3 separate regions of the Mus musculus genome follow, and regions 2 and 3 are each linked to region 1. A link is a loop called in an ENCODE intact Hi-C map of the cell type or tissue named here. Cell type or tissue: heart. All regions are shown on one strand. Links, peaks and the distances in the headings refer to the core of each region. The heading gives the core; the rest is flanking DNA. Region 1 has its middle 26 kb from the start of Arid3b. Region 2 holds the start of Sema7a (sema domain, immunoglobulin domain (Ig), and GPI membrane anchor, (semaphorin) 7A). Region 3 holds the start of Ubl7 (ubiquitin-like 7 (bone marrow stromal cell-derived)).

Region 1 (10,736 bases), core at 2,259-7,258:
GCTGGAGAGATGGCTTAGTGTTTAAGAGCACTGGAGGCACCCACATGACAGCTCACAACTGTCCATAACTCCAGTTCCAGGTGATCTGACACCCTCACACAGACACACATGTAGGCAAAACACCAATGCATATTAAATGAAAGAAAGAAAGAAAAAAGCAAAAACAAAAACAAGAAAAATTAACCCTTACAGTTTCAGCTTCCACTCCTGTTCTTGCTGGTTTTGTGTGTCAACTTGACACAGGCTGGAGTTGTCACAGTGAAAGGAGCTTCAGTTGAAGAAATGCCTGCATGAGATGCGACTGTGAGGCATTTTCTCAATTAGTGATCAAGGGGGGAGGTCCCTTGTGGGTGGTGCCATCCCTGGGCTGGTAGTTTTGGGTTCTATAAGAGAGCAAGCTGAGCAAGCCAGAGGAAGCAAGCCAGTAAGGAACATCCCTCCATGGCCTCTGCATCAGCTCCTGCTCCCTGACCTGTTTGAGTTCCAGTCCTGACTTCATTTGGTGATGAACAGCAACATGGAAGTGTAAGCTGAATAAACCCTTTTCTCCCCAACTTGCTTCTTGGTCATGATGTTTGTGCAGGAATAGAAACCCTGACTAAGACAACTCCGCTCATCTTGAGACCTGCCATATCTTCGTCAAAAAGTGCACACATCACGTCTTTATAATGGAGAAGACTCAGCTACATTGAGACCTCATAGAAAGACCTCTTGTGCCTAATGGGAAGAGTGGCTTTGATAGGTGGTAAGAGCTCTCTGCTACAGCTAGCCTGTCCCTCAAAAATACTCACTCTTCTTTAAGGGGGATGCAGAAAATCCCATTAAAAGATGGACTAAAGGCCGGATTGCAGCTATTTTCTTATGACTGCCAATAAACCCACCCACCATGCAGTGATGGAGCAAGGCCAAGAAAATAGCAGTAAAAACCACCTATCTAAAGAAAGGTAAACAAGAGACAGCCACAGCCGTGCTCCCTCAGGTACGTGTGGACTACGGGTAGAGAGTTACTACTAGACATATTACCAAGCCACTGCTCCTGACCACGGAGGGAGTTCCTAGATCAGAGTCCGTTCTTGAAGGAGAATTCTCTTGTCCTTGTTGTCTCTGATTCTCCGGCAGAGTCTTCCTAGCCATGGACTTTCCTGCTCTTCTCATGAAGCACATGGCTTTGGCTACCTTGTCACCTGAGGGTGGCTTTTATCTGTGCATTCAGGTGTGGTTATAGTTGCTTTTATTTAATTCCTTCAGGAGTTGACCTATTTGTTTCAAAACTGTTCCTTGTGCTGGAAATAATGCCAAAAGTTGTTGTTGTTTTAAAGATACAAAAATACCAGCACTCAATGATCTCTCTCTCTCTCTCTCTCTCTCTCCCTCCCTCCCTCCCCAAAGCACTTCTGTATTCATGGCACCTCCTCTGAAGCTGTACAGAAGAACATCAGGCTTAGCTATTCTTTTTTTTTTTTAAGATTTATTTATTTATTATATGTAAGTACACTGTAGCTGTCTGTCTTCAGACACACCAGAAGAGAGCCTCAGATTCCATTACAGATGGTTGTGAGCCACCATGTGGTTGCTGGAAATTGAACTCAGGACCTCTGGAAGAGCAGTCAGCGCTCTTAACCCACCGAGCCATCGCTCTATCCCCAGGCTTAGCTTTTCTTTCAACTGTGCTTTAGTTGTTCTTTGCAATACTGCAGACTTCCGCAGATTGGTTGCCATATTTTAGCAGACCTTTGTCTCCCAAAACCCTTTCAACTTGCTATAACTTTAATTATTTCAAATCCTATTTTTAATGATGTTTCTTAAGTGCTTTAACCTCCCTCGTAGCCCACCACCCACCAGAGGTGGTGGGAAAGAAAGGATACGGTCAAAGTGGACCTGTTTAGGAAGCTTCTTTGGAGCAACTCCCTTCTGTGTTGTCTGGATACTGGCAGTTCAGTTCACAGGTTGGCAGCAGCAGCTCAATCTACTCACAAACACTTCACGGATACACCAGCAGTCCAGTTTGGTAGAGTCGGGTTAGCAACAGTGGTGACATGACCTAGGAGAACCAGCCAGGCCTCAGCCTTGGCTCGAGTCAGCAGGAGGGACCAACAGGAAAACCAGAAGTTCTCAGCTGTGCCTTTCTTAGAGAAGCGAAAATCAGGGAAGATGCAAGACCCACCGGTGTTTGTTTTACAGACAGCTGTACCTGCAAGCCAAGCTCTGTTTCCATTACTCTGTGGACTCCTATTTGTACCCTCAAAACATCATGTGTCCTCCTCATGATGCCTCAGCACGGGTGTTGCCTCAGCATGGGCATCCAATCAGCCTGAGTCTGTGGAAGGGGCAACAAACCGCAGCACACCACCAGAAGGTTTTTGGTGCGTTTCTCTCTACGGAGTCCTGTCAAATGCAGCTCAACTAAGCAATGTAAGGTGGACCAATGCATGCATGTTGCTAACTAAGAATCTTTCATCACGTGTCCTTTCACGTGCTTGCGTTAGCAGAACATCAAAACCTTCCTTCACAAGTCTGCCTCAGCCTTTCACACCTGTGTCCACTTTAAGGAAACACCGCTTCCCATGTTTGCCCCAGCAAAACACCATCCAACCAACTTTCAAAAAACCCTTAAGTTTCCACCTCAACTTGCTGTTGGGTTTCTTTAGCCACTCCATCCCTACAGAGCCCATCTTTGGACCCTGTTAATTCTGCTTCATTTCACTTTGGAGCTTGCCTGAGTTTCTGTCTCAAGACTTCTCATTAAACACAGCACAGAGCAGTAATCAATACAACTCACATTGTGATGAATGAGCCATAACTTCAGAGCACCACGGGAAAAACATTGTTGTGTTGCTATTGTTAGACGCCACATTAGTGAGTTTCTTTTAAACTCTTTAAGCTTATTCATACGTTTGGTGAGTGTGTGTGTGTGGTGTGTGTGTGTCTGTGTGTGTACGTGTGCACATGCCAGCATGTGTATACCATGCTTGTGTAGGCATTTATTCCATAGTGGGCATGTGAAGGTCAGACAACAGTTGTGAGGAGTCATTTTTCTTCCACCTTTACATAGGTCTAGAGATTGAATTCAAACAGTTGGACTTTTGAGGCAAGTAGCTCTACCCATTAAGCCACCTGCTCACCAAATGAGTAAGTTTCATGATAGCTTGGAAACCACAGTCACTAAGAGACCCACACTTTAAAAAAAAAAGTTTTACCAGATCATACTAACAAGGTGTTTTTCCTGAAGGCTTTTAAACCATGACTTCTTTTAAACCCTGAATGATAAGTCAGGAAGAGGCTCAAGAATTCCATCACATATGAATAAGTCAGTAAGATGCTTTCAAAGACAGCCTCCAGGTAACACTGCCTGAAGCACCTTTGCTCCACTTAGATAGGACTCGTGAATAGGATGAGCCCCTTCTGGTGCTGGAGATCCCAGGTCCTTCTATGCCCAAGGGTGAGGGGTGTAGACAGACAGAACCAGACAGTTTACAAGCCTGAGAGCTAGGGAGCTATCAGGTTTTTGGAGCTAGACTGGTAATTCCTGATGCTCAAGTTGGAACTGCTAGAAGCACTGGCATTTGATTGCTGTGATCCTTGGCTTCCAGGGGCATCGAGCCGTGGAAGCAGTGTGCACCTAGCAGCCTCAGGTGATACCTGTTGGCACGACAGCTCTTGAGCAGGTCTCAGAAGCTCTACAACCGTGGTTCTCAACCTTCCTAATGCTGTGACCTTTTAATATAGTTCTCATGCTGTGGTGACTTGCCAACCACCAAACTATTTTGTTCTTATTTCATAACTATAATTTTGCTATTGTTATGGATCATAATGTATGATCTGTATTTTTATGGATCATAATGTATGATCTATATTTTCTGATGATCTTAGTTATTGTTTTTTTTTTAAACTCTTTTTATTTATTTGTTTGTTTGTTTATTTGTTTATTTATTTATTATATGTAAGTACACTTTAGCTGTCTTCAGACACTCCAGAAGAGGGCGCCAGATCTCGTTATAGATGGTTCTGAGCCACCATGTGGTTGCTGGGATTTGAACTCTGGACCTTCAGAAGAGCAGTCGGGTGCTCTTACCCACTAAGCCATCTCACCAGCCCAGATCTTAGTTATTGTTATGGATCATAATGTATGATCTGTATTGTTATGGATCATAATGTATGATCTGTATTTTCTGATGATTTTAGGCTACCTACTGTGAAAGGGTTGTTTGATCCCTCAAAGAGGTCCTGACCCACAGTGACATGGCCTTCAATTTTGGCTGGCTAGAATTACAGGTCTTGGGACTAGAGTGTCAGGAATCTTAGTCCTGGATAGTGACGAGTGTTAGATCTCTCAGTTCTAGGGCGTCTCTTTGCCCTTAAAGCACAGTAGTTCCCTAGACCAACTCCAGCAACCCAAACCTATGGCTTCTCTTCCTTGGTTTTCATATATCTTTCTGTCTCTCCACTTTTTCTTGTACTCTTTCTGCTTCCAGCACCTCTGTTCCCTGTTGTTTGCCAGTTCTTGTTGTTACTGAGGCAGCTGCCAGCACTGCCATCCTGCTGCTTCTGTGTTTCTGTGGTCCTTGGGTTAACTACATAGGAGAGTCGGCTCTCCTAATGATGCGCAAAAGTTGGTGAGAAAAAACTATTCTGATGTTGTAACACCAGAGGGCAGCACAGGAGGGTGTTTCCCAGCTGAAGAACTAACTGAGCCACACAGCCTACATACGAACTCACATGGAGAGTGTGGCAAGGGCGTGTGCACCCAGCACAGAAGACTCATACACAAATGAAGGGTGACATTTGCATCTATCCTGGCACAGTCCTCCAAGCAAATGAAGAACTGTGTTTGCATAAGCTTCAGATCTGAGGAAGTGCTTCCCTTCTGGCTTAGGTGAAAATGGCTGCGGGGTTGCTTAGAATTCGCCAAGCCTTGCCTGCCTTGGCATTCTGCTTTCCAAGGCTGTCTGGAGCAGTTCCCAGCAGAGTCTTTCAGTTGTCATTATAACGATCCTCTGCAGCTGGCAAAATAACCCCAGAGAAATTGTAAAGTGTCCAGACTCACCAGGCTGCCAATAAAGGGCGGCACGGCTGACAGCTCCCCATTCAAGGGTACCAGGCATAAAGGAAGGGGCCTGTCAAATGCCTGCTTTTGACAGTTTTAGCCATTCACAGAAAGCATTAAAAGGGCGTTTACAGTAAAGACTTAACAAAAGCTCAGAAACTAATGATTCTAATAGCTCACAGTAGTTGATGGTATTTAACAATGCTTAAAAGTGCTTAACTCCTGCCCCAGTGCTCAAGGGAGAGGTGAGTACCTCTAATGTGTCTCAGTAGCACTAGCAAACTTTAAATGGAGTCTACAGTGTTTCTCCAGGAGAACTGGTGTAACTGGCAAAGAACTTTCCAAGCAGAAGATGGAGCCATTCATGCTCATTTGTGAACAAGGTAACACCAGAAACCATCCAAGAGAGAAGCATAGATCAGACCTTATCTTAAGAGAGACCCTTGGAAGCTTCTGTAAGGAAAACAACACTGTCAACAGAACAAATCAGCATCCAACAGATTGGGTAAAGATCTTTACCAATCCTATATCTGATAGGGGGCTAATATCCAATATATACAAAGAACTCAAGAAGATAGACCCCAGAGAATCAAATAACCCTATTAAAAATGGGGTACAGAGCTAAACAAAGAATTCTCAACTGAGGAATCTCGAATGGCAGAGAAGCACCTAAAGAAATGTTCAACATCCTTAGTCATCAGGGAAATGCAAATCAAAACAATCCTGAGATTCCATCTCACACTAGTCAGAATGGCTAAGATAAAAAACTCAGGTTATAGCAGATGCTGGCGAGGATGTAGAGAAAGAGGAACACTCCTCCATTGCTGGTGGGATTGCAAAATGGTACCACCACTCGGGAAATCAGTTTGGCGGTTCCTCAAAAAATTGAACATAGTACTACCCGAGGACCTAGCAATACCACTCCCGGGCATATATCCAGAAGATGCTCCAACATGTAATAAGGACACCTGTTCCACTATGTTCATAGAAGCCTTATTAATAAGAGCCAGAAGCTGGAAAGAACTCAGATGTTCCTCAACAGAGGAATGGATACAGAAAATGTGGTACATTTACACAATGGAGTACTACTCAGCTATTAAAAGGAATGAATTTATGAAATTCTTAGGCAATAGATGGAGCTGGAGGATATCACCCTGAGTGAGGTAAAAGAGCACAAATGATATGCATCCACTGATAAGTGGATATTGCCCAGAAGCTCAGCGTACCCAAGATACAATTCACAAGCCACATGAAACTCAAGAAGAAGGAAGATCAAAGTGTGGATACTTTGATCCTTCTTAGAAGGGGGAACAAAATACCCATGGAAGGGGTTACAGAGACAAAGTGTGGAGCAGAGACTGAAGGAAAGGCCATCCAGAGACTGCCCCACTTGGGTATCCATCCTACATACAGTTACAAACCCAGACATGATTGTGGATGCCAACAAGTGCTTCCTGACAGGAGGCTGATATAGCTGTCTCCTGAGGCTCTGCCAGTGCCTGACAAATACAGATGTGGATGCTTGCAGCCTACGATTGGACTGAGCACAGGGTCCCCAAAGGAGGAGCTAGAAAAAGGACCCAAGGAGCTGAGGGGTTTGCAGCCCCATTGGAGGAACAACAATATGACCTAACCAGTACATCCCAGAGATTCCCAGGGACTAAACCACCAACCAAAGAGCACACATGGAGGGACTCATGGCTCCAGCTGCATATGCAGCAGAGGATGGCCTAGTCGGTCATCAAAGGGAGGAGAGGCCCTTGGTCCTGTGAAGACTCTATGCCTCAGTGTAGGGGAATGCCAGGGCCAGGAAGCAGGAGTGGGTGGGTTGGTGAGCAGGGGAAGGGGGAGGAGATAGGGAGTTTTCGGAGGGGAACCAGGAAAGGGGATTACATTTAAAATGTAAATGAAAAAAAATCTAATAAAAAAGAAAAAGAAAAAAAACTAAAAAACAAAACAAAACAAAAACAAGAACAACAGCAAAAAGATAGACCCTTGGAACACCTCCAAGAGAGTCATACAGTGACTTCCCTGTGTGAGTAATGGAGACTGTGATGACCATTCTTGGTTGTCATTTTCACTACATCTGGAATTAACTAAAAATCCCAAGCAGCTGGGAACATCTGTACAGAAATTCCTTCCTGGACTGAAGATCTGCTGAGACATCCAGTCTCATGGATTCCACAACTGTTGGATTCTTGAACTTTTTGTGGGGAGACAGCTATTGTTGGGCTAGCTGGACCATACCCTGTAAGCCAGTCTCTAATCAATTTCCCTCTCCCCCTCCCCTCCCCCTCCCTTCCCCTCCCCGTCCCTCCCTCTCTCTCTCTTTCTCTCTCCCTCTCTCTCTCTCTCTCACACACACACACACACACACACACACACACACACTCACACACACACTCAGTTCTCCTCTAGCAAACCCTCGCTAATGCAGATATGCACTGGTAATAGTGTGATAGTACATTTCTTTTCTCAATGAATTGAAGCAATGGTGAAATAATCACAGTGCTGTACCTCATATCCCCGTGGTGGTTATTCCAATGCACTTGTCTATGAGAGAGGAGCACATTTTGCGAGGACAACAGCTTTTGGAATATGTACAGTACAGCCTTTAATGTAGAGGTTTCAGTTCTTACCCCTCTCAGCCATCAGGAAAAATCAAAACCAGCCCCAAAAAGGATATTAAAAATTAAGTGAGCTGCTGGGTGGTGGTGATACATGCCTCTAAATCAATCCCAGTACTCTGGAGGCAGAGGTAGATAAGTTTCTATGAGTTCGAGACGAGCATGGTCTACAGAGTGAGTGAGTTCCATGACAGTCAAGACTACATAGAGAAACCCTGTCTTGAAAAAAATTTTTTAAATGAACTAAATTATGAGACACACGTGACTTCCCGTGCATCACTTAACATTTGGTATGACTCTGAGAGATGAATATTTATGTTTTTAAATCATCATTTGAATATTATAGAGTATACGTCTAGCTAGCTCTGTTTTGTTTTGTTTTGTTTATTGACTTGACATAAACTCCAGTCATCTAGGAAGAGGTAACTTCAGCTGAGAAAAATGTTGCTGTCAGATGGGCTTGTAGGCATGCTTTTGGGGGTATTTTCTTGGCTAGTGATTGATATAGGAGGGCTCAGCCCACGGCCTTCCTTTCAGTTCCTAACTCCACGTCCCTGCCTCGCTTTCCCTGATGATGGGTTGTAAATTGAAATTAACTCTTTCCTTCCCTAAGCTGCTTTTGGCCAGTGTTTTGTCAGAGCAACAGAATTCAAACTAGATCAACATCTGAACACCTAGGTGGTTTATGTATATGAGCCACCACATCCAACTTTCTTTTTCTGGTACAGTTTTGCTACCAATGCCTGTGCTACCACATTTGGCTCACATTTTTCACGAGGCCAAGAAATCTACAGAACCTGAAATATTTGGGACTGTTATATATGTTTGATAGTAAACTTTTAAAAGACAAGCATAGGAGGCTGGGGAGATGGCTCAGCAGATAAGGGCACTTATTCTTGCAAAAGACCTGAGTGTTTTGTTCCCAGTACCCACACGAGGGCTCACAAACCACCCTTAACTCCAATTCCAGGGAATATGATGCCCTCTTCTGGCCTCTGCAGGCACCAGTCATGAATATACCTGCATACATGTAGGCAAAAGACTCATACACATAAAATAAGTAAATCTTTAAAAAAATTTTTTTAATTGTATTTTGTGTGTACATTGGCGTTCTGTCTGCACGTCTGTCTGTGTGAGGTGTCAGATTCCCTGGAACTGGAGTTACAGACAGTTGTGAGCTGCCATGTGGGTGCTGGGAGTTGAACCTCAGTCCTTCAGAAGAATAGCAGGCACCATCACACCCAATTTTATACAGTGTTGTGATTAAGCCTTGGGCTTTGTGCATACTCGATAAGTACTCTACCAACCGAATACATTCCCATTCAGCCTGGCATGATTTTACTATTTTCAGCTAGAGAACATAGGTTCCTTGGCCCTTGGTTATGAGTCCTACAGCATCCTAAACTATGGTTTTCTCTACACATAGGTTATGTGCATTAGAGTTTGTTTTTCCATGCACATCTCTGAGGCATAACTCAGACATGAGCTCACTATGTTTACCAAATTGCAGACACATATGTTTTACTAGCTTATCCTAGTAAATGTCTTTTATTAGGTAAGTTGTGTACACCGTAAGGGCACGCGTAGGGGTGGCGGCAGTGACTCAGCACACTAATAGAGTTCTCTAGAAGCTTTGAATTGTCTATGTTTCCTTTACCTTTGTAGGCTGTGAGTGGGTGGTGAGCTCAGAGTGAGAACCGGCTTCCTGTAATCTTTGCATATTTTGTGTTGGTGGGCCCGTGCTTAACTTTGCCATGTGACCTTATCATTTTGAGATCTCAAGCAGAGGGAGTTTATTTAAACATCCTGTGCATGACACATCTCTGGAAATATACAGAGAATAGAAAATATCGTTTACCTTTGGAAGGGAATTTGTTGGCTCAGGACAACAGTGGGAGGGAGACAGACGCACATATCGTCTTTAGAAGTCCTTTAATTTTACACAGTATGTATGTGATATTTGCTCAAAACCATTAAAGGAATGTATCTCCTAACTATATTGAAGTGTATTCATGACATACTTTATAAATTGTAAATGGAGTGAGCTACAAATTGATGTAGAAAATCTCAAAGACACTTTGTTACATAACAAAGGGGAATTCCAGAATATTCCACAATGTGCCTATTTATAAATAATAAAACTCTACCTTGATATCGAAAATATGAAGCCTGTTTCTGGGAAGAGTGTATTAGGGTTGGCTAAATTATGTTCTAACATATAGAACTTTGAATCTCAGTTTCTGATCACACAAAGATGGGCATTTCTTGAGAATGTATGTGTTCAAGCAAGCTCTTCAGGGCAGCTGTTCTCCATGTGGTGATTTAAGGATCCAGGCTACACCCATCTCATGGCATCGTGATGTAAAATGTACATCCGCACAGCTGCTGCCAAGGGAGAGAGCAGACTGGGAGATCAGGCACTGGCACCAACTGCCTTGGCATAAGAGTGTATGAATCACTGTCGTGCCCAGTCTTAAGCTTTAGAATTATTGAATTTGAACGTTCCCCCACCAATAAAGAGATAAAATGTAGTAAAGGTTTTTAAAGAGTGTAGACCAACACAAAGCTGTCCTTCATGCCTGTATGATGCACTCCATGGCATCGAAGGCTCATATTCTGTCAGACAGATCTCTGCCCCACTGTCCTGAGTATGTCAGAATTGTCCTGGGAGAGATCAATGTAAGAAGTCTTTCTGTTTTCTTTGGCGGGAGCAAGGATGAGTTTCTTAGGAACCTCTTACACCTCTTTAGCCAGAACTGGTTGCCATTTGCATGGCAGACAGAACTATGATTGGGTCATATGATCAGAATGGCCTTCTTATAGCTCAGGGTGCAGTGGCTTTCCACCAAGTGCTAAGCTATGTGGAAAAAGGGTTTGTCTAAACACAATCAGGGCAGGTGAGAAAAGGAATATGCCAGAGGAACTGACACACCAATGTTTAGAGGAGGAAGAGTGGGGAGAAGGCTGTGCTTTGTGAGAGCTGCTATGTAAGTCTAGCTGTGTAAGTGCAGAGGAGGGAGCCAGAAGATGCCAGAAGATGCGTCAGATGCGGCAGAGCTTGCAGG
Region 2 (10,736 bases), core at 2,613-7,612, 74 kb after region 1:
AGTATCTATAATCCTTTTCACCTCAAGGAGCCACATGGAACTGGTCTGTGCTATTTCTCCTCCTGTAGTTTAGTTACTTGGTGATTCTATGTGGCCCTTTGAACTACCCTCCTGATCTTGGTCCCCAGCACGTCTTGGTCTGTATGACCTTTATGTTAGTAATAATCTTAAGGAGAGGTACTCAGAAGAAGACATTATTCCAGATATGCCCTCAGTCCATTGTAATTTTTGAAGTTTCTGCATTTCCTTCATGATCCTGAGTTGATGTTGAGAAGTATTGTGATAGAAGCAAAGGCCAAGGGCCAGTGGTAGTCCGATGGTGCTGATGCTGCACTCCCTAGAGCTTGCCTCCTCTCTTGGTTCTCTTACTCTGCTCAAGGCTCCCGAGCTCATGCATCCCTTTCTGCTGCAGAACCTTTGTCTTTGCCCTTTCTGGAACAACTCTTGGTACCCGTTACACAGCTTCCCAGAATTGAGTGAACAGTTTCCCTTGTTTGTCAGGTCTTTCCTCCATGGGCTTGGCACATTGGCTTTGCTTCCTGTGGTCATATTTTAAACAGTCCATGTTGAGCCTGATAAGTGCCCCCACCGAGCCCGGGGCTTTCCGTGGGCTGAGGGCTCCTTCCTTGCCATTGTGCTTTTCACTCTTTCAACAAACAGCCTCTCTGTGTCATGTAAACATGGTGGCCTACTTGCTCCAGAAGAACTGTGCTATTGGTAAGGCAGGCAGACCTTGCCCACTAAACCCTGATGAAAGCTGGGCCAGACAAGGCCAAGGCTGAGTGGGTGACTCAGGGGGAAGGAATCACTTAGATTAGTAGTATGTCCCTTAAGAGAAGCTGCCTGGGGGAAGAGGTGTTGGAGCTAGAATGGAAGGTTAAGGAAGCAAGTGTATGTGCTGTGTGCCTAGCTGTGGAGAGGGGATGTCTGTGTGGACCTGCTGGTGTGGAAAGTAAGTTGGGCACCACAGGAAGTCAGAATTTTAACTGGGGAAGCAGCTTTCCATCTTATATAGGTCATTCTAGCTTCTGGTTGGTGAATAGATTGGCAATAGACAATGGAGAAGAGTGGAAAGGTTGAGGCAGTGGGCCACTTTGGTTGACAGAGGTCTGGCCTGGCAGTAAAGGGGAGCTTGGGGGATAGTTGCTATAGTTAAAACAGACTCCAGTCTTTAGGGAGAGGGTACTCCTAGCATTGCCATTAAACAGATGGAGACAACAAGGTTCAGAGGGGGAAATCCTGTCAACAATTTCATGGTTAGGAAGTGGGCAGCTAGAAACTGACTCTGGTGTAGTTTTTTTCTGCAGCTGTGGCCTTTGAGATGGGAGGAGTAGGTGATGGGGGCCGTCAGCAGGCTAAAGAGCTCGGGTTTTCTCCTGAGGGGTTCTCAGAAGAACACACTATTCCAGAGATGCCCCAGCAGCCTATTCTTTACCTACTCTGCAAAAATGTTTAGGTTTCCACATTTCCAGTCTTGAGTTGATGTTGAAGAGTATTTGCCGTAGCAATGAAGACTCAGAACTCTCTAGGCTTCTGGGTGCCAAGCCTTTTGTGCCTCAGTAATCTGCCTGGAGCCCTGCCTTGTGGAGTGTCTATGCAGGACAGTGGGGCGGGGTGGGGGTGGGGTACCAGATTTGTATGTGAGATAATCTGACAGCTGTGTGGAGGCTGGATTTGTGGGAAGTGAGACTGAGGATGGGTAACCAGTGAGAAGGTTCGTTATCTCCAGATGGGACACTAGGACCTGCAACCTTCTGCAGCAGGAGGGGAGGGATGTGAGGTGTGAAGGGCAGACCAGATCTGGGGGTGGGGAAAAGGGGAGGCAGGATGTGAGTAGGTAGATGTTGATGCTGCCAAGAGTAAGGGGTACATTTGGAATAATGCAAGACCAGTTTGGACATAGTGAGCTTGAGGTACTCCAAGACAGCCAGGCAGTGGTCCTTGGGCTGAGATAGTCATCAGGAAATTTCAAGTTCAAGGCTATGTTGGCATCTTATGTGGAAATCATCTCTCCAGGAGAACGTGGAAGAAAATAGATATCCACAAAGGAGTTAGGCTTTATGGGAAATGGTGACTGGGAGATGTGAGAAGGAGATCTACTTCTGGGAAGGAGAAGGGGGTCACCAAAGTGGGGTGAAGGAGGTGGACAGGGCATGCATGGTCAGTGGCATCAGCCGCCAGGCAAGCCTGGTCACAGAATGCCACCTTGCACTTAGGGATGTAGGCCTGGGTACACTGGAGCTTGAGCTGGGTTGCAAGAACTGGCCCTGAATAAGCCATGGGCAGTGGAGGTCAGGAGGCCAGGGATCCTAGTGAGGGAGCAGAGGTGGGGCCCAGCGAGCATTTGCAGTTCAACAGAGGTGAAGTTGGAATTGATGACAAGAACTTTTCTAGGAAGCTAAGGGGAAAAAAAGGAAGAGAGACCCTAAAATAGAATATGCAAATATGCAGAGATGGGTGAGCTTTCTGAACAGATCTTTCTCCTGATATAACTCAAATTTGGCTGGGCTGACACGGACTGGGCTGGCACAGCTTGCTGGGCACATGGGCCTGGGTTCTGCTCCTCGCCTCAGCCCCATCTGGCCTGGGCCCCAGACCAAGCTCTCAGAGCCCTACCCTGAGGTGGCTTCTCATTTCCTCTGCCACAGGCCTTGGCAGTGATGGTTTGGTGAGAATGTTGGGGGAATTTATTGACATGCCTCTGTTTGCCTCCCCTGACACCCACGGTTCGGCCTTCTCTGGCTCTGGGCCATAATCATGTCAGCTTGGTTACACTGTTCCTGTGGGCTTGGCCATGTCTTGGTCCCATACATTTATTCTGCAGTTGCTGGTAACAGAATTCATCCTTCCCCAGGCCAGAAATGCCTTTTCACAACGACCCAGGCTTCTGCCTCAGCAAGGCTAGGTCCCAGCAGTGCTGTGCAGTAATGCTCATTTATCGGGCATTCCATGCTGGGATTGAGTTGAGACCCATGGTGCCATCTCAGTGCATTCTCAGAACAACCTTGAAAAGCAGGTTTTTATTATCCTGTGCCCACAAGTGCTGCCCATTAGGAGATGTAACTATGTTGGGAAACCAGCCTTTCCAGGGCTTGGGTGAGACAGTGTATCCAATAGCCATCCTTACTGTCACCTAGGCTCTGTCCCCAGCCCACAGTCTGGAAGCTACCTGGGCTGAAGAGTGTATTAAACCCTCACCCTGAGAGTGGCAGTTTAGGCATGGGAGGGGAACAAGCTTCTATGTCAGACCAACCGAAGGTTAGATCACTTCCACACATGGCTTGTATTCTGGGAGCCTCAGTTGTATCCTGTTTGACATTTTATTCTAAGTCTATAGATACTGACAGTGTGTGTATTGGAGACACATGGCACTCCAGAGCTGGGTTGGGGACGATTCAAGGAGTTGGAATCCTACCACATAAGGTAGCACAAGGGGAATCCAAGGTGGAGGACTAGAATAAGCCTTTCATTGAGAAACCAAAAATCCAATTGCTAAGGGGCTGGAGAGATGGCTCAGTGGTTCAGAGCACTGACTGCTCTTCAGAGGTCCTGAGTTCAATTCCCAGCAACCACATGGTGGCTCACAACCATCTGTAATAGGATCCGGTGTCCTCCTCTGATGTGTCTGAAGATAAATACAGTGTACTCACACACGTTAAATGAATGAATGAATGAATGAATGAATGAATGAATGAATAAATAAACAAATGTATTCTGGCTTCAAAAAAGAGGCCATCTAAAACAAATCCCCTCAAATTTGGAGTTGAAGAGGTTGTTCAGTGGTTACTTATTAAGTATTCAATTCACAACTACCTGTAACAGCAGCTCCAGGGAATCTGACACCTCTGGCCTCTGAAGGCATCTGTGTACACACAGACACACACACACACACACAGACACACACAGACACACACACACACACACACACACACACACACACACACACACACACACACACAAGATTTCAAAGAATTTGACCTAAATTTATGAAGGGGCTGTATTCTATAAAGTGAATAGACAGAATTGTGTAGCTTTAGACCACTATTTGGCAGTCTTCCAGAGGAAGAAACCTTTGTGCAGAGCTAAGAAGATGGGCAGAGGTCCTCCATGATGGAGTACATTGTCATCAGAGGCATGTACTTAGAGGCTGTCTGAGGCCACGAGGGCTGTGTTAAGAGGCTCCTAAGTTGGACTGTATGCATGCCTTTTGAATAATGCTTTTGGTCCCAAGAAGTGCAATTTGTGAGTTCTTACATCCATGAGAAAAGGTGAGTGATTTTTTGGAGCACTGGCCTATATGTGGTCTTCTCATTGCTAGGGTCCTAGCAAGCCCAAGGATCATATCAGCTGGGAGGGTCCGGGCCTACCCTATGTAAAGCATAGTAAGAGTGCATGTCGTCCAGGGTCCAAGCAAAAAAAAAAAAATGCCGAAGGTACCATGCTTTACTCCAGGCCAGAAAGGAGCTGGTTAGGTAAACAACTGCGTCAGCTCTTCTTTCTCACTTGTGAACAAAGAAACCATGGTGGCTTACACCTATGATCTCAATACTCAAGAGGCTGAAGCAGGAGGATTGGTGTAAGTTTGAGACCAACCTGGACTACAAGAGAGTAAGACCCTGTCAAGAAGAAAAAGAAGAGGAGGAAGGGGAGGAGAAGGAGGAAGTGGAAGAGGAAGAGAAGGATAAGGAAAAGAAGGAAGAAGGAGAAGAAGGATAAGGAAAAGGAGGAGGGAGAGGAAGAGGAGCAGAAGGGAGAAGGAGGGAGGAGGAGGAGGAAAGAAAGGAAGGAAGAAGGAAAGGAAAGAAAAAAAGAATCAGAGTTGGCCTGGGACAGGGCACTGCCAAATAACTTAGCTGCCAAGCTGAGATAGGAACTTTCCAGATCCATCTAGTCAGGAGATTTTGTTACAACTGATGGGTCACATGTGATTTCATGTGATTGTATCTGATCCAGGCCCTGGAGAGCAAGAATGGAAGCTCAGAGATGGGTCTGTGGCCTGGGAATGGGCTGGAGGGAGGAGATTTCTCTGCAAAGGTTTGGGAGTTTCTGTCCTGTCCCTAAGACTTGCAGACACCAGGTGGCGCTCCTACCACAAGCCCAGTGCCATCTAAGAGTGCTAAACTGTCTCACCCAGTCATACTTGAGCTGACCGCCTTAACGGAAGGTGAAAAAGTCTAGCTCTTCTCTGCCTGTCCTCACTAAATATTCCTCTCTGGATTTTCACATTTTGATCTCATTGAGTTTTTAACAATTTAGGGTAGAGATCAAATGAAAATGTATGTTTGCGACAGATACAGGTATAGGCTGGCACTGGGCAGTGCAGACCAGAGGGGCTAAGTAATGTGTGTTTTTCAAGTCTTTCAATCAGAGTTGGTAGCTGGTAGACTCTGATCCGGCTTAGGGAGAGAAAGCAGGAGCTTGAGAACAAGCTGGTGAGGGTTTGGAGATGTGTGGTGTGGTGAGATGTGGTACTGGGATCTGTAGAGCCTAAAGAGCTCTGCACTCACTCCTACCCAGGCACACCTAGGCATGTGGCCAGCAACAATGGTAACTAAAGCTACTGTGCCATGCTTGTGAGACGGACAGGCATGGTGTGCAGAGTGGTCCAGATGTGGCCTAAAAACTGTTTTGTTTCTTAAAACTTTATTTATTTATTTATTTATGTATTTATTTATGTATGTATTTATTTATTATTCTGTGTATATGGGTGTTTTACCTGTTCACATGTCTCTGCACCATATGTATACACTGCCATCAGCCCCTGGAACTGGAGTTATAGCCAGTTGAATGCTAGCATGTGAGTACTGGGAATAGAATGTGGGTCCTCTGGAAGAGCAACCAGTGCTCTTAACCATTAAGCTATCTCTCTAGCTCCTAACACCTGGCATCATGCATCCGTGTTAACTTTTTTGGATCATTTGGTGATGCTTTTATTTGATGATGATCTCTTTAAACCGGAGAGTTTGAGCAAAGACTTAACTTTCAACTTCACTTGAAAAGCCAGACGGTCTATCTGCTGCCTTTTCTGTGGCCTCCATGGTCCTGAGCTGAGTAGCAGCTGTCCTGTAAACAGCATTCCACCCATGACCTGCTTGGTCTGTGTGCCTCTGACAATTAGGGGACATGAAGATGAGTAAATCGTTCCTGTTGTTAGAGGCAGGCCTGGGTGGAGACTTAATGGCAGGGATGGAATCCTACATGAGGAGGCGACACAAACGACTAGAGCTATTAATAACCCTGAGAAGTTAGATTCTTAGATTATTATATCTATGAAAATTAGTATGATGGTCAACCTGTGTGTATGTTGTATCTCCTCACCTTGGGCCTCTTGTTGGGGTAGGTCATGCCTGCAAGGTCAGGCTGTGGAATCAAGACTGAGGAAAGCTTGGGAAAGGAGAAACGGACTGAGTTTGGTCCCAGAGGGTAAGAGGCTCTGTTGGAATATTGTGATGGACCTTAGGACCTCCGCTGGTTCTGGGTCACGAAGCTCCAATCTGTATGTGTCCAGATCCTTTGATTTCTCAAGGGTACCCGTTGGATTTGGCTGCACCTTCTCTGCCCCACAGGGTGCAGGTCTGCATCCTTTCTAGTAGTCTTGTCTCCCACTCCTCCAATTCTGGGGCCATGTGAGGAGAAGCAGAGCTGTGTCTCCCCTGCAGACTTGTCATCACTTGCATCTGATGCTGCTTCTGGTGAGGCCATTTCCCATCACTGGTCATGAGTGGCAGGGTATGCCTTGGTTCAGGCTCAAGGGCCAGCTTTGGATTCTAACAAGGCAGGCAGGCAGGCCTGTCACTACCTATACTGTTTCGATTTCCCTGTGTTACCTGAGTCAGGAACCCCCAAACTATTGCTGGTACCTGTTCCCTTCTGTGGCTTTTCCTTCTATAGAATCAAGGAGCAGGCTGCCATCTGGCCTGGCCCGTTGTCCCAGGGTCTGTCTTGGAGAAAAGACGGCCTTCAGCACTTCTCACTCTAGCATGCAGCCTTGGGAAAAAAAAAAAAAAAAAACAAACGCCTTGGCTTCTACCCCTAGTTTCCATCTGTTCCCTATTGCTTAGGAGGCTGAGTCTGGCCCCTGGCCTGCCCTTCTGCTCAGCACGTGGTAACCTAGCCCTGTCTGGGTCCTTCTGAGGATTGTTTGGACCCAGACTGCAGTCAAGTACCAGCGGCAGCACGCAAAGGCACATTACACTGATGGAAGCAAAGGTGTTGGCCCTAGAGAGACCACCTAAGTTAAAGTCCCAGCTCTGCCACTGTCTCTGTCCACCCGAGTGAGTTTAGGTAGATTGTATCACCTTTCTATGCCTTAATTCCCCTGCTTATAGAGAGAGGAACTATAGCACCTAACTCCTAGGATCATGAAGTCGGCATTAAAAATGAGGCAGTGGAATGTTTATAGCATGTAATAGTAACCACACTATTGGCAATTGTTATTAAAGTCAGAAAAGTTGGCTTTCTGTCTCCATTCATTCATTTCCAATTGATCTCAGACGGACCCCTGTTGTCCTGGATGCCTCAGAGTTGTCCCTAAGTTGGAGCTATGTTTCCTTATCAGAGGAAAAAAATGTAGGTCTGAGAGGAATGATGTAGGCGGAAGTGGGTTGCATTTTATGAGTTACTGTGCACATGGGTAATGTTTTCATTTCAGATGCACTTGAATGCTTGGTTCTTAAAGGCAGGGATGGGTGGTTTCTTAACTTGCCCCAATCATTTATAGAAATGAAGATACTGGAGGGCATAACTGCCCAGAATATGAGTCACTGGGCTAGAAAGCAAGTATCATTCTTAGAAGCTACTTTGGCCTGGTCAGTTTGCCAACTTTAGGGCCACAGGATTCAGTGCAGGCCTGGGAAGGAGTTCTTGGGCTGTCAATAGGCTTTTCTTTCTGGGGTTGTGATCTTAGGCATCATGAAGCTAGTGACTCCGTGCACAGCCCTGTAGTGTCTCTAGACCCCTCCCCACAGAGAGATCTGGAGGAATTCACCTTAGTGGCTAGGGTACTTTGGGGCTTTTAGGAATGGAGAAAACAACTAGAAGCAGACTGTACAATTGGCAGAGCTAAGATTCGCTGTATCAAAACCTCCCTGCCCGTGGAGCAGTGAAGAGGCTGGCTCTGAGGTCAGGGCATCCTGCCCAGGGTCTGCCTGTGTCTACAGCATGCTCAGTATGTCTGGGTCTGTGGGTTTTGAAGGTCAAGTCTTTGTTTACTTCTGTTCCCTCTTCCTTGCCCTGTCTCTTCTTGGTGCAGTACATCTTAGACTACATATACAGTAAGCAATAGATTGGGACAAGCTGACCTGGATGGATTTCCCAGTCATAGCTTCTTTGGGTACAAGCAGAGGTAGGGAATCTGTCCATCTCTGGCCCAAGGAACATGGGAGACCCTTTTACGAAGAGCAGACAAAGTGGCTCTGAAAACATAAGCCAATGACAGAGTTTCCTGGGTTGTTCAGGTGACTGCAGAGGGGCCTGGACCCTCTGATGGAACTACCACCGCGTCACCAGGTTGCCCTTGGTATGTAGCTGAGCCTTAGGCAGAGAAAGATTCCCTTCGATTGGTCTGACCTTCCCTCTCTGATTATGAGTCTTGTGCCCCTCACTTTTTTCTTGGGGAAGGGGCCTTCCTAATTATATCCCCCTCAGTGCACATGGAAATGAGTTTGGATTTTCTGAGCATACACCAGCTGGCTGGGGGGAGGCAGCCCAGAAGGCTGCTGGCTGGGGAAGGGAGGAGAAAGGAGAGGGAGAGGAGGGAGCCAGGCCAAGATGAAAAATTCCCAGTGTTCTCTCAGGCAGAGCAATCGTGGGGCGTTGTGGGCACCCCACACATCTTAGACCTCCCCTCTCTCCTCCACAGAGGAAAGCATCCTGCTCCGGCTGATAGGATCAGCAGAGAGCTGCGTCCCACTCCCGCAAGCCCATTCTATGAGAATGGTTCTCTGACTACAAACCACTTAGCTGACAGCAAGGGGGGTTGTCCGGTGTTAGACTCATCCATGCGCTGAGAGATCCTTACGGATTTCCTAGGCCTTTCTTTCCACTGGGGCGAGGGAAGTGGAACTGAAGCCCAGAGGAGGGATGGGATCTGCCCCTCATGACAGATCACAAGTCTGTCTTCTTTGCAGCTGGGTTCTCCCGGTGGAGTTGCCCGCGTGCGGGTAGCGAAGGTTTTCCTGGCAGCGGTCACCGCACAAGCAAGGGGCCACCGGCAAAGCTAGAAAAGGCTGCGAGGGGCGGGGGGGAGGGGCGGGGTGGGGTCAGGCGCTTGACTCCGCCTCCTGGCGCTAGGTTCTGCCTGCGGCCGGGCGCTGTCTCAGTCTCGGCTGCTTGCCGCTGTCGCTCCGGGGCTGCGGGATGACGCCTCCTCCTCCCGGACGTGCCGCCCCCAGCGCACCGCGCGCCCGCGTCCTCAGCCTGCCGGCTCGGTTCGGGCTCCCGCTGCGGCTGCGGCTTCTGCTGGTGTTCTGGGTGGCCGCCGCCTCCGCCCAAGGCCACTCGAGGAGCGGACCCCGCATCTCCGCCGTCTGGAAAGGTAGGCGGCGCCGCGCGGCCGGCGGGGCGCGGGATCGGACGCCTTGCGGGGCGGGTGCAGAGTGTGCGGCACCCGGAGAGAGTGCGTGTGCGCAGCTCTGCGGGTCTCAGGCTGGCCCCGAAGGGAGCGTGTGGGTCCGGGTGAGTGTTTGTGAGTGTGCGTACTGTCACGCCGGAGCGGGCTGGAGCGCTGCAGCGTGCGAGCGAGTGGCTGGGGCCCGGGCCCAGCTAAGTGGCGCTCCAAGTCCAACGGCAGCTCTGAGCCGGAGCCGCAGCGCCCGAGCGCGGGGGGAGGCTGCGGGCCCCTGTCTCACCGAGGCTCTTTGGCTTTCCGCCACGGGGTCTACTATACAGAACCCTTCTTTCCCCTGGCCAGCTTCATCACCCCGACCTCCTCCTTGCAAGCTGCGAGCTCTGCTGGCACGCGGGGCTCGGGCTCGGCTGGTGAAGGGGGCGCGGACCCATTGCCGCCGCCGCTGCGCTCGGGCTGCGGGAACAAAGACCCCGCCGCCTGCCCCCGCCCCCGCCCCGGCCCGGAGCGCGGGCCAGGCAAGGGGGTGGGCACCCTGCGGCGAACCGGGACAAGGTGCGGTGCAGGGGCTCCGAGCACCTGGGCGCTGTCTCCGTAATGCTAGGACCAGCCGCTCCCCCCTTGCCCGCACGTGGCAGTTGTCACCAGAAATCGGCACTAGCACGGGGAGGGGGGACAGTGCCCATTGGGTGGGGCGAGGCCATTGGGACCCCCAAGCGGCGTATCTGGGGAGGAGTGTGCATCCTTAGGACTGTAGTGAATATGAGAACCTGAGGGACTGGAGTCTTTCCTTCGGGCATCGCAGTTCAGAACCACGGACGGTGGGACAGAAAGCTGGCTAGGTTGGGGTTGGAGGCTTTCTGCCACTAGGGACTGAGCTCCCTCCCTGCATTGCACACAAATGCCTCCCCGCCCCCAGACAAACTCAGCTCTGTACCCAAATTTGGCATCTCTGCAGCCCCTCCCCTAGTGGTGATGGGGGACTCACACCGGGGGCTGGGGGTACTTGTCCTGTCTGTCCCTACTGTCCCTTTGATGCCTTGGCAGTTTGCAGGGATTGCGGAAGTCTGAGCATTATCTGGGGCAGGTATTCTTAGCAGAGGGGGGGAAACCCACATAAAATGAGTGGCCCGAACTGCCGCAGCAGCTGAGAGAATGTGACTTGCCCAAG
Region 3 (10,736 bases), core at 3,025-8,024, 48 kb after region 1:
ATCCATTATTTCTTCCCATCTTAAAATTATTCACTCATAAACGTGTGTGAGTGTGTCCCTTTCAGGGCCATAAAACTTCTAGTTTGTGCTTCATTTCCACATTTCCTCCCCACCCCCTTTTCTTTTCTTTTTTTTTTTTTAAGATTTATTTATTATTATATGTAAGTTCACTGTAGCTGACTTCAAACACACCAGAAGAAGGTGTCAGACCTCATTATGGGTAGTTGTGAGCTTCCATGTGGTTGCTAAGATTTGAATTCAGGACCCTCAGAAGAGCAGTCAATGCCCTTATACACTGAGCCATCTCACCAGCCCTTCTTTTCTTTTTTGCAGTTCCTGGCACAGTGCCTTGCCCAGAACAGACAGGGACCTGGACTATTTTGGTAATAAAATTCCAGCCAAAAGGCAGTCATTATGTCTTTGCCCATTTTATTTCCAGCTCCAGAAGAAAGAAACCCATATACACAACATGGCCTATCTTTGTATTTTATAAACAACTCTGAAATCTCCTTGCCAGACCCAACCAAAAGGAGAACCAGCAGATCTAGCCCCGTGACTGAGAAGTGCTATCGCCAAACTCTGAAGTGCTTGCGTGCATTGTGTGGCTTTTAACAACATGGTAAAATATGCATAACATAAACAGATCATTTAAATAATTTTCACTGAGTAGTAATTCAGTGGCGGTAACAACAGATCACAATGACATGTAACTGTCACCTATCCCTTCCATCTAAAGTGATTCTGAGGGTTCATACTGTAGATGTACACTGGATTATGTCCTCATTTCCAGAAAACAACAGAAACATTTGAGAAATGATGAGACATCATATTTACAACTTGTTCTCAAAATGACTATATCTTTATCTGTATATATGAGGAGGGGGGAGGCCAGGGATGTGGCTTAGTGGTGGAGTACTTGCCTAAGATATATAAAGAAAGGATGAGGGCTGGAGAGATGGCTCAGAGGTTAAGATCACTGGCTGTTCTTCTACATGGTGGCTCACAACCATCTGTAATGGGATCTAATGCTCTCTTCCTGTGTGCCTGAAGACAGCTACAGTGTACACATATACATAAAATAACAAAAAAAATCTTTAAAAAGGAAAAAAGGATGATAAGGAAAATGTAAAATGTTAACAATTGGAACTTTGGGTGAAGGACTGGAACGAGTTATTTTGTAGAATTTTAAAAAGATTTTATTTTTATGTGTATGATGTATCATGTGGGACTTGTACCTGCAGACGTCAGAAGAGGGGGTCAGATCCTCTGGGTGGAGTTTGGATTGTTATAAGTCATCACATGGTTGCTTGGAATTGAACTTTAGTCCTCTGTGAGAACAGCAAATGCTCTTAACCATTGAGCCACCTCTGTGGCCCCCATTTTGTATAATTTTTGTAACTTTACTATCAACTTGAAATAACTTGGAAATAGTAGAAGCATCACTTTTTCAAAAGACAATTTCAGCATGTGTGAAAATATTCAAGCTAAGTGAAATATGTAGATTACCAAACAAATGTGCAGTTTAAACTTTGTTGACTGCATATATTTAGTTGGATATATTGCTCATGCATGGTTAGTTCAAAAATATAGTTCATATATATTTTAGGAGCGTTAAAAAAAGTAACAATTATCATCTGTTAGTAAGAAATAGCCTTGCCCAACTTAGAACAAAAGAAAGTTGGCAAGAATTTGTGTTACCAGATATCAAGGCCTACTTGAAAGGTACGTTGATTGGGGGCTGGAGAAATGGCTCAGTGGTTAAGAGCTCTTTCTGGGACTCAGGTTCAACTCCCAGCACCAGTACGGCAGCTAACAATCATCTGTAACCTTAGTCCCAGAGGATCAGGTGCCCTTTTCTGGCTTCCTCCAGCACCGCATGCATGTGATTTACAGACATACAGACAGGTAAAAACATTCACATGCATAAAATTTTTTGTAATTATTCTTAAAAAGAAAAAAGGTATTTGGGCTGGAGAGATGGCTCAGCAGTTAAGAGCACTGGCTGCTCTTCCAGAAGACCCACGTTTAATTCCAGCATCCATAGGTGGCTTCCAACCCTATGTAACTCCAGTCCCAAGAGAGCTGTTGTCTTCTTCAGCCCTCCAAGGCACCAGGTAAGCATGCGGTGCAAAGACATGCATGAGGACAGAACACGGATACACATAACAAAGAAATGGAAAAACCCACAATGTTACATAAATACATTCACTGTCTGAAGAGAGTGACAGTGTACTCACATACATAAAAAGTCACACAGCTGTACTTATAGGAAAACAAGGAAATCCTCAGATGCCAATGAGAAAAGAGGAACTGAAAGGCTCATCGAGGTTGAACTGATGAGAACCTCCCGTGAAGACCTGTGCTTCTGGACATCTTGCTCGGGAGTTTTTGGTTTGGGGTCCTGGGGCCTCATAGAGGTTGAAACTGATCATCTCAGCACGAAGTGGAAACCCTTAAAGTATTTGCTAGTATTTAGTAATCTGGAAGGCTAGATTATTAAAACAATAACTATGTATACAAGAAAAGAAGGAAAGCTCTCTCTGCTTGGCTTTGAGGAGAGGGATCTGGAAAGAGCCCCTGTGTGACAAGGCTCTTCCCTTAAAATGTGAAACCTCAAGCCTGCATTTTGCATAAGTTTGAGGTCAAACCTTCCTAATACCTTCCAGGGATAGGCACAGTTTGTCCCATTGATCTTGACAAATCCAGTCCACTGGGACAGCACTAGCAACACCCATATCATTGAAAGAAGTGCCACAAACAAAAATATTCATAGAAATAATGGACTGTTTAAAAAAAGAGAGAGCGGGGCTGGAGAGATGGCTCAGCGGTTAAGAGCCACTGACTGTACTTCTAAAGGTCCTGAGTTCAATTCCCAGCAACCACATGGTAGCTCACAACTATCTGTAATGAGATCTGATGTTCTCTTCTGGTGTGTCTGAAGAGAGTGACAGTGTACTCATATACATAAATAATTTTTTGTAAAGAGCAGAAAAATCCATCTTCTCAAAAAAGAAAGAACACTCAAAAAAGTGCTCTTAACCACTGCCTCGTTTCTCCAGCTCCACCATTTGTGTCTGCAGTAGGAGCTGTTACAGATGAGTTTCATTTACTTTCTTGTGAGACTCAGAAATCCTCATATTTGTATAAGGTTTGTTAAACACCATTTTAAAAGTGTTGAGCTGGGTAAAGGCACTTGCTTTCTACAAAAGCTTGACTACCTGAATTTTAGATTTCCAGAACCCACAGGAAAGGCAGAGAGGCAGTAGTGTGATCCCAGCACACCCCTGCCAGGGGATGGGAAGCTCAAACAGGAGACTGTACAGAAGCTCTGGGGCCATCTAGCCTGCTTTACATGGCATTGAAGAGAACCGATTCAAACAAGATGGAAACTCGAGGGTCAATCCCAGGAGGCAGTCACCTGACTCTACACTTTTATCATGGCACACACCCACCTACACCCATTGCCGTGGCATTCATGCACTCCCCCAGAATACTACTAATAAAAATTTAAATGTCCATTCTTACAATTTGTTTCTCAATAGAATTCTTGATTAGACCAAATGATCTCTTGAACATTTAGTGAATGCTCATCAGCACGTTCTTAGAGCTGACAAGGATATCAGTGTTTCCAAATAAGAACTGGCTGAAGGACCTGGTTTTGGCCTCTTTCCTTCTTGCCAGACGTCTAACTTTGTCTTGTGTCCAGGCTTCTTTTTCTAGGCCCTGACCTTTGCTTGGGAGCACGGTACTTACTCGCTAACTGGGTTTACACAGAACCTGTTTGGTTGATTCCTTCATTAATTTGCCCATTTGCAACATCATCAATTGAAATCTCCTCTCTCCTCTCTGGAGAACAAAAGGCATACAATAAGACAGTCATATTTGATAAATAGCTTTGGCCTGGATCATTCATTCAAGACATTCCTTTTTTTTTAAAGATTTATTTTATTTATTGTATGTAAATACACTGTAGCTGTCTTCAGACACCAGAAGAGGGAATCCGGTCTTGTTACGGATGGTTATGAGCCACCATGTGGTTGCTGGAATTTGAACTCAGGACCTCCAGAAGAACAGTCACTGCTCTTAGCCGCTGAGCTCTCTCCAGCCCCCATTCAAGACATTCTTATTGCTAACCTGCTATGTTTCAGGTAAAGATCAACAGTGGAAGGTAAGCAAGGCAGTTAAGGGCCATTTTTTCATGAAAATTATGATGACAACAAACAAAAGAATCTCCTGAGCATTCAGCTCCATTTTGAGAACACAAAAAGAGACAGAATTTCTGACATCTCCGGCAAACAGTTAAGACACAGTACTAAACAAAATTTAATGAAATAAAGTGTGTTTAAGTGTCAGTACTTTAGTAGATAGAAAATTGGTTAAGAGGATGGCCACTTAATTCCTGAAAGAGGGGCTGTATTTAAAAATGGACAGGATAGGGAAGAAGGACTTTGGGCACCGTGAAACTCTCTAGCAGCATGCATATTTTATAAGACCAGGAGGGTTAATTATGTATGTGTAGTTTGCTTTTTCTCTGTTAAGCTATTGTACTCAGTTACTACCCGAGTTCTGTCCTAGAGTGGACTGTACAAGAATACAACTTTTGTTTTGTTTTGTTTTTCGAGACAGGGTTTCTCTGTGTAGCCCTGGCTGTCCTGGAACTCACTATGTAGACCAGGCTGGCCTCAAACTCAGAAATCTGCCTGACTCTGCCTCCTGAGTGCTGGGCTTAAAGGCGTGCGCCACCACGCCCGGCAAGAATACAACTTTTACACTTGTGTACACAGTAGCTATTATGAACTTTTTTTAAAAAAAAGATTTATTTATGTATTTTATACACTGTCACTGTCTTCAGACACACCAGAAGAGGGCACCGGATCCCATTATAGATGGCTGTGAGTCACCACTTGGTTGCTGGAAATTGAACTCAGGACCTCTGGAAGAGCACTCAGTGCTCTTAACTGCTGAGCCTTCTCTCCAGCCTGAACTTTATCTTTTAAAATTACATTTTTTTATTAGTGTGTGTGTGTGGTCAGTTTTGGGGAGTCAGTTCAATCCTTTCACCATTTGTTCCCGGGGAGGTCCTCAGGTTTGAATGCAAGTGCTTTTACCTGCTGAGCCATCTCACCCGTCCCTCAGCTTCACAGTTTTAAAGTTGGTTGTTTTTGGTTATTGTTTTCCTTAATTGTGGAACTTTCTGAGAAAAATCACTTCTCTCTTGAGTTTAGCTAACTCTAACTTTTGTGTAAACTCAATCCAATTTGATTGTGCATTAGTTTCTCAGCCATCTAAAACAGGCAGTGTCTCCACGAAAGTTCAGTGGAAATTCCCCTCCCCAAACTGATTCTACGAATGACTGTGTTATAAACCCCATTGTTGCATGTTCGCGGTGGGCCAGAAACCCGACTTAATCACTCCCCTTACGGACTCAACTTTTAGCGCCCTGGTGCGCTGCCACAAGGCAGGTTTCCTGGGAGAAAGGAGCAAGAAGCACAAGAGGCTGGCTACGTGGGAGAACTGCGTCTTCATCGGAAGGGCCGCGGGGCGCCTGTCCACTTAGGAACCCGTCCCCCTCGGAGAAGGCTCGCCCTCCGGCCTAGGACTCCTCCAAACCCGGGACAACCAACAGGCTTCACATATATCCCTGGAGAGCGCGGGAATCATCGGGCTATTGGCTGCTTTCGAAAATTCCACACTGAGTCTCCCTACCTCAGGTGGTGGTACAATTGTGTCTGACAGAAAGCTACAACCTACTGGCTTCTAGGACCTCAAACTGCTCGTGCTCGCACTCACGCCTCCTAGGACCCGGAAGCATTGCCACTAGCTGCTGGACGGCCATTTATAAGGGGCTGGGTCTCAGTGAAAACTATAGTCCCCAGAATGCAGCGCGGAGCTTCCGGTTTCCGGCAAGAGGACCAGAGTGAGTGTTTACACCGGCGGCTCGCTGCGGCCGGGTTCCTTCCGCGGGACGGGTGAGGGCGCTGGGCCCCCTCCCTGGGCGCGCGGGGCTCTCGTGGGTCCGGAGTAGCTAACTGGTCCCACGAGAGAGGTGGGGTTGTCAACATTGTCCCTACTCACGACTAGGTATCTGTGACCTTGGGCCAAGAGACTTCAGCTTTCTGAGTCTTTATTCCTGATCTGTAAAATAAGGACAATGATGCCAGTTTCAGGAGACAGTTGTGAGGATTGAAATCGGTATACAAAAACCTCCTTTCTCGCTTTAAACCTAAAGGTGGATAGTACCTTGAAGTCCGCTGGGTCGCACCACAGTTTTTTCTTAGCCTTGTCTTTACTGCAAGAGACCTCTTTGGCAGAAATAGTGTCTGTAACAAGGACTGGTCTTGCGGTACAAGGCTCTTGCACCCTTTGAATTTTTAGATTTATTTTGTGGGCATTCATATATGTCAGGCTGGGGACTGTGTTAGAAAAGCTCTAGTCTTGGCTTTCAAGAATGGGGGGGGTTTCACAAATATGAGGGACGCAATGAGAAGTTGAGAAGTAAATAAGTTGTACAAGGGAAAAAGCAGCAAAGAGAAGGTAGCTTTCTAAGTCTGGCATCTGGTAATGAAGCTGGCTGACTTGTCCTCAAATCTATTGATTTGTGTTGCTCTTTTGCCTTGAGGGAACAGGGAATGTGTGACCAAGAAGAGAGCATGGAACCGATGTGTTTGTGTGGGTCTTGGTAGGAGTTTGCTAAGAGGCCAAAAAGGGAAGAGAACTTATATGCAAAGACAGGAGGTGAGCAGAGTTACATATAGGGGACAACTTTGTTATGAAGTATACTTACGTGTGTTGTTATAAAGGGGCAGGGCTGGGTCTATTGAAGAAAGCTGGTAGGCGTCAGAATAAATGGGTTTGTAATCTGGCTGTGGAGTTAACACCCACCTGTTCATAGAAGTGCTTTGGGATTAATGGGGGCCTTCTAAGCAGTTAAGTTTGTTAGATCTGTGTTTTAACAATAAGACATTGGGTGGTGCTATAGATCTCTGATAAGGGCAGGCAAGAGAGACAAGGGCCCTCCTTAAAGTGTTGTTATAGCTAAATCAAAAGCTGGAGAAGAAAACCAGAAATGAGTGTGTAGAAGGGAGAGGGTTGGGTGATCTTGCTTGAACCTCACAACATTCCTATCCAACTGATTGGCCTTTTGTGTTTACTTTTTTTTTTTTTTTCTTTTGTTTTTTTGAGACAGGGTTTCTCTGTGTAGCCCTGGCTGTCCTGGAACTCACTTTGTAGATCAGGCTGGCCTTGAACTCAGAAATCCTCCTGCCTCTGCCTCCCAAGTGCTGGGATTAAAGGCGTGTGCCACCAATGCCCGGCTTTTGTGTTTACTTTAAAGGTGAAGAAACTGAGGCATAAGAGAAATCCCTTGTAGTCCACCAGAGAAAGAATTAAGGGAGGGACACTAGGTTCTAGTTCTAGCCTCTTAGTGCTACACCTATGTTTCTCTAGCAGTAGTACACTGAAATGATCTTTCCTTTATTCTTGTTGCAGGGAGAGATGAGTAGGGAGGTGGGTTGACTTTTAACCGTTAATGCCTTATTGTTTTACAGGGAGAAAGAGAGAGCGCGAAAGAGAGAGGATGTCTCTCTCAGACTGGCATCTGGCAGTGAAGCTGGCTGACCAGCCACTTGCTCCAAAATCTATTCTTCAGTTGCCAGAGACAGAACTGGGAGAATATTCCCTAGGGGGCTATAGCATTTCATTTCTGAAGCAGCTTATTGCTGGCAAGCTCCAGGAATCTGTTCCAGACCCGGAGCTGATCGGTGAGTCTTCATTGGCAGGAGCTGGGTTGCTGCTCTTGCCCCTGGGACAGGAGGTAAAAGGGCTTGTTGCCTCCTTCCAGAGTAAGTTTTACATGAGTGAAAACATAAAACATGACAAAACTGTTGTTTGTCACTTTAGTCTCATGTTACACTGAACTACGTTATTATTTAAGACTCTTCATTATGATGTTGTTGAAGTCTTTTGTCTGATCGAACAAAATTAGCAAAGACTTGCAGATGAGACAAGACTCCTCAATCTGTCACCTAAGACTTAAGGGATAATTAGAAGGATGTTTTTGTTTGTCTTGATGGCTGAATAAAGGGAAGGCCGCAAAATAGGAAATGAGGTTGGCAATGTACTCCTAGTGGAGGAAGGAAGAGCTTTCGTAGAGAACAGTCAGATTAGATTAGGAGCGAAATGTACGCTAGCCAAGGGTTCTCCCTGGTGAAGACATTCCTATCACAGGTGATCAGCTCCATCCTCTTTTTTCGGTTTTTCGAGACAGGGTTTCTCTGTGCAGTCCTGGCTGTCCTGGAACTCACTCTGTCCAGGCTGGCCTCGAACTCAGAAATCCGCCTGCCTCTACATCCCAAGTGCCACCACTGCCCGGCAGCTCCATCCTTTTTGATGTTATATTTTTCACATTTATGTGGAATCACTACTCTCTACAGGGTTGAGCTTTAGAGGTGTACTGTGCATATACTTCTTAAATAAGCATTTGTACTTGATAAAGTTGTTTAAAATGTTGGGGTTTTGTTTGTTTCAAGACAGGGTCTCACTTTGTAGCCCTGGCTGGCCCAAACTCACCACTTATCTCTGCTTATTGAGTGCTGGGATAAAAAGTGTGTGCCAGCACACCTAGTCAAAATGTCTTTTATTTATTTATTTATTTATTTATTTGGTTTATTTATTTATTTATTGTTTTTTTCGAGACAGGGTTTCTCTGTATAGCCCTGGCTGTCCTGGAACTCACTTTGTAGACCAGGCTGGCCTTAAACTCAGAAATCCGCCTGCCTCTGCCTCCCAAGTGCTGGGATCAAAGGCGTGCACCACTACGCCCGGCAAAATGTATTTCTTAATGTCCCCAACACACATTGTGCTGACGATTAAATCCTGGGTCTTGTATATGGTAGGGAACTAGTCTGCTACTGAGCTGTATCCAAAGCCTATTTATATGACTTTTTTTATTTTAAAGCAAGATCTTAATAAATTGCTCAGGCTAGCCTCAAATATCTGGGATTATAGATATGTGCCACTACACCTGGGAGAAAGTCTTTTTTTGTATGTATGTGACGCATGTATGTGAGTGTACAGAAGTATGCACTCGTGCATGCATATGAAGAGACCAGAGCAGGATGTCGGGTGTTTCCCCATCTCATCCACCTTATTTCCTTGGCACTGAATCTGAATCTTCTTCCAGTTTGGGTTAGACAGCATGGGCTTGGTGTCAGCTTGCTCTCTGCCTTCAGCCACTGGTATTACAGGCGTGTGCAGCCATGCCTGGCTTTTTATGTGGGAGCTGGGGACTTGAACTTAGGTCGTAATGCTTGCAGAGTGAGTGTTCTTTACCTGGTGAGTTGCTTCCTATCTCCTGAGTGCTGTCTAATTAAAATAAGATTCTCAGGGGATAGAAACCAAATTGCTTTGAGAAACAAAATATGAATAGGCAGGTTTTTTGTTTGTTTGTATGATTTCTTTGTAGATTTGATCTACTGTGGCCGGAAGCTAAAAGATGACCAGACCCTTGACTTCTATGGTATTCAGCCTGGATCCACAGTCCATGTTCTCCGAAAATCTTGGCCTGAGCCTGATCAGAAACCTGGTAAGGGAGAGTTTGTCCTCAGTTAGATGGGCAGAACTTTCTAGTATCTCCAAGGGAAGAGCTTGTGTGTTCCTGGGATACAGTCCTGGGTGATTACCAAAGTGGTGATAGGTGCTATCTCTATCCTTATTGGTTTAGATCCCCATTGGTAAATTAAGATGTGACGTTGTTATTGTTAACACCACTAATAATAGATATATATATATTTTTTTTTTTACTTAATAAGTTCATTAACCATTGTTTTCTAACCATGTAGTGTGTATGGATCTATTTAAACTCTTTAGATCAACAGTTGATTTTTCAGTAAACTTTACATTCTTTTATTATCGTTGCTCTGTTCATTAGACAAAAGCCAGGAACTTAATTTGTTTTTGTAGTGCTATAGTTCGTTCTTGGTTAAGCAACTCTTCCCACAAATTCCCTCAGGTGATGATTTGTTCAGTAAGCTAACACCGCCTGCTGAGCTCATAACTTACCTCCAGAAATATTCCACTAGCATTCAAGTAGCTCTCGGAGAAACTCTACAAAACCTAAAGCCCTTTTAGTTTATTAATGGAAGTTGCTCTTGGAATTTACAATTTAGATTTTGTGTTTGTGTTTTAAACATGTCTCCATGTATAAAGCTAAGCTATGTAAAAGAGGTCAGCATTGTTAAATAGCAGTTTGACATTTTTATTTGTCTGTGTCTGTTATGAGTGGTTATCAATTTTTTTTTTTTTTTTTTTGGTTTTTCGAGACAGGGTTTCTCTATATAGCCCTGGCTGTCCTGGAACTCACTTTGTAGACCAGGCTGGCCTCGAACTCAAATCCACCTGCCTCTGCCTCCCGAGTGCTGGGATTAAAGGCATGTGTCACCACGCCCTGCTTGTGGTTATCAATTTGAAAGTTATTTTTTCAATTCTAAACAGAACAAAAACATCTTTTGTATCCATATGGGAAGTGAGAGAGGAGAGCAGCCTGGCATCCTAGGATTAGGTGATGCTCACAGCCAGACTTTGGAGTCCCACTGTTTATAGGGTTCACCATGATGAGTCAAGGACATCCTGAGACATCATGGATCAAGTGGAAAATAATATCCTTGCCATTTCTGAACAGAGACAAAGCCCATTCATTGTCCAGACACACAAGAGATCACACACCCCTCTCCTGGCTG

The links. Peaks named below come from ENCODE experiments on the same cell type or tissue, not always from the same donor. Only the 100,000 strongest peaks of a DNase experiment are listed, where the experiment ranks them.
Region 2: a loop joins it to region 1, with 5 times the contacts of the local background. A loop is called at or near these places in 17 of 42 quality-filtered maps.
Region 3: it touches region 1 in a loop (2.2-fold over the local background); 15 of 42 quality-filtered maps call a loop at or near these places.

What each region holds. Positions count from the first base shown.
Region 1 is chr9:57,857,385-57,868,120 of GRCm38, forward strand. No RefSeq gene overlaps it. Among named protein-coding and RNA genes, the nearest start is that of Arid3b, 26 kb to the left of the region's middle. In heart, for the core only: a CTCF peak has its summit at 4,647 (motif pointing right); no DNase peak of the experiment used is centred there.
Region 2 is chr9:57,930,794-57,941,529 of GRCm38, forward strand. Sema7a (sema domain, immunoglobulin domain (Ig), and GPI membrane anchor, (semaphorin) 7A) reads left to right here and starts at 9,319. Exons shown (of 14, transcript NM_011352.3): 1 at 9,319-9,535. The coding sequence starts at 9,358. In heart, for the core only: no CTCF peak of the experiment used is centred there; a DNase peak (open chromatin) is centred at 5,078; H3K27me3 peaks cover 1,096 bases.
Region 3 is chr9:57,905,091-57,915,826 of GRCm38, forward strand. Ubl7 (ubiquitin-like 7 (bone marrow stromal cell-derived)) reads left to right here and starts at 5,896. Exons shown (of 11, transcript NM_001122873.1): 1 at 5,896-5,969; 2 at 7,548-7,760; 3 at 9,464-9,583. The coding sequence starts at 7,577. In heart, for the core only: a CTCF peak has its summit at 5,901; a DNase peak (open chromatin) is centred at 5,871; H3K4me3 peaks cover 2,102 bases; H3K27ac peaks cover 1,633 bases.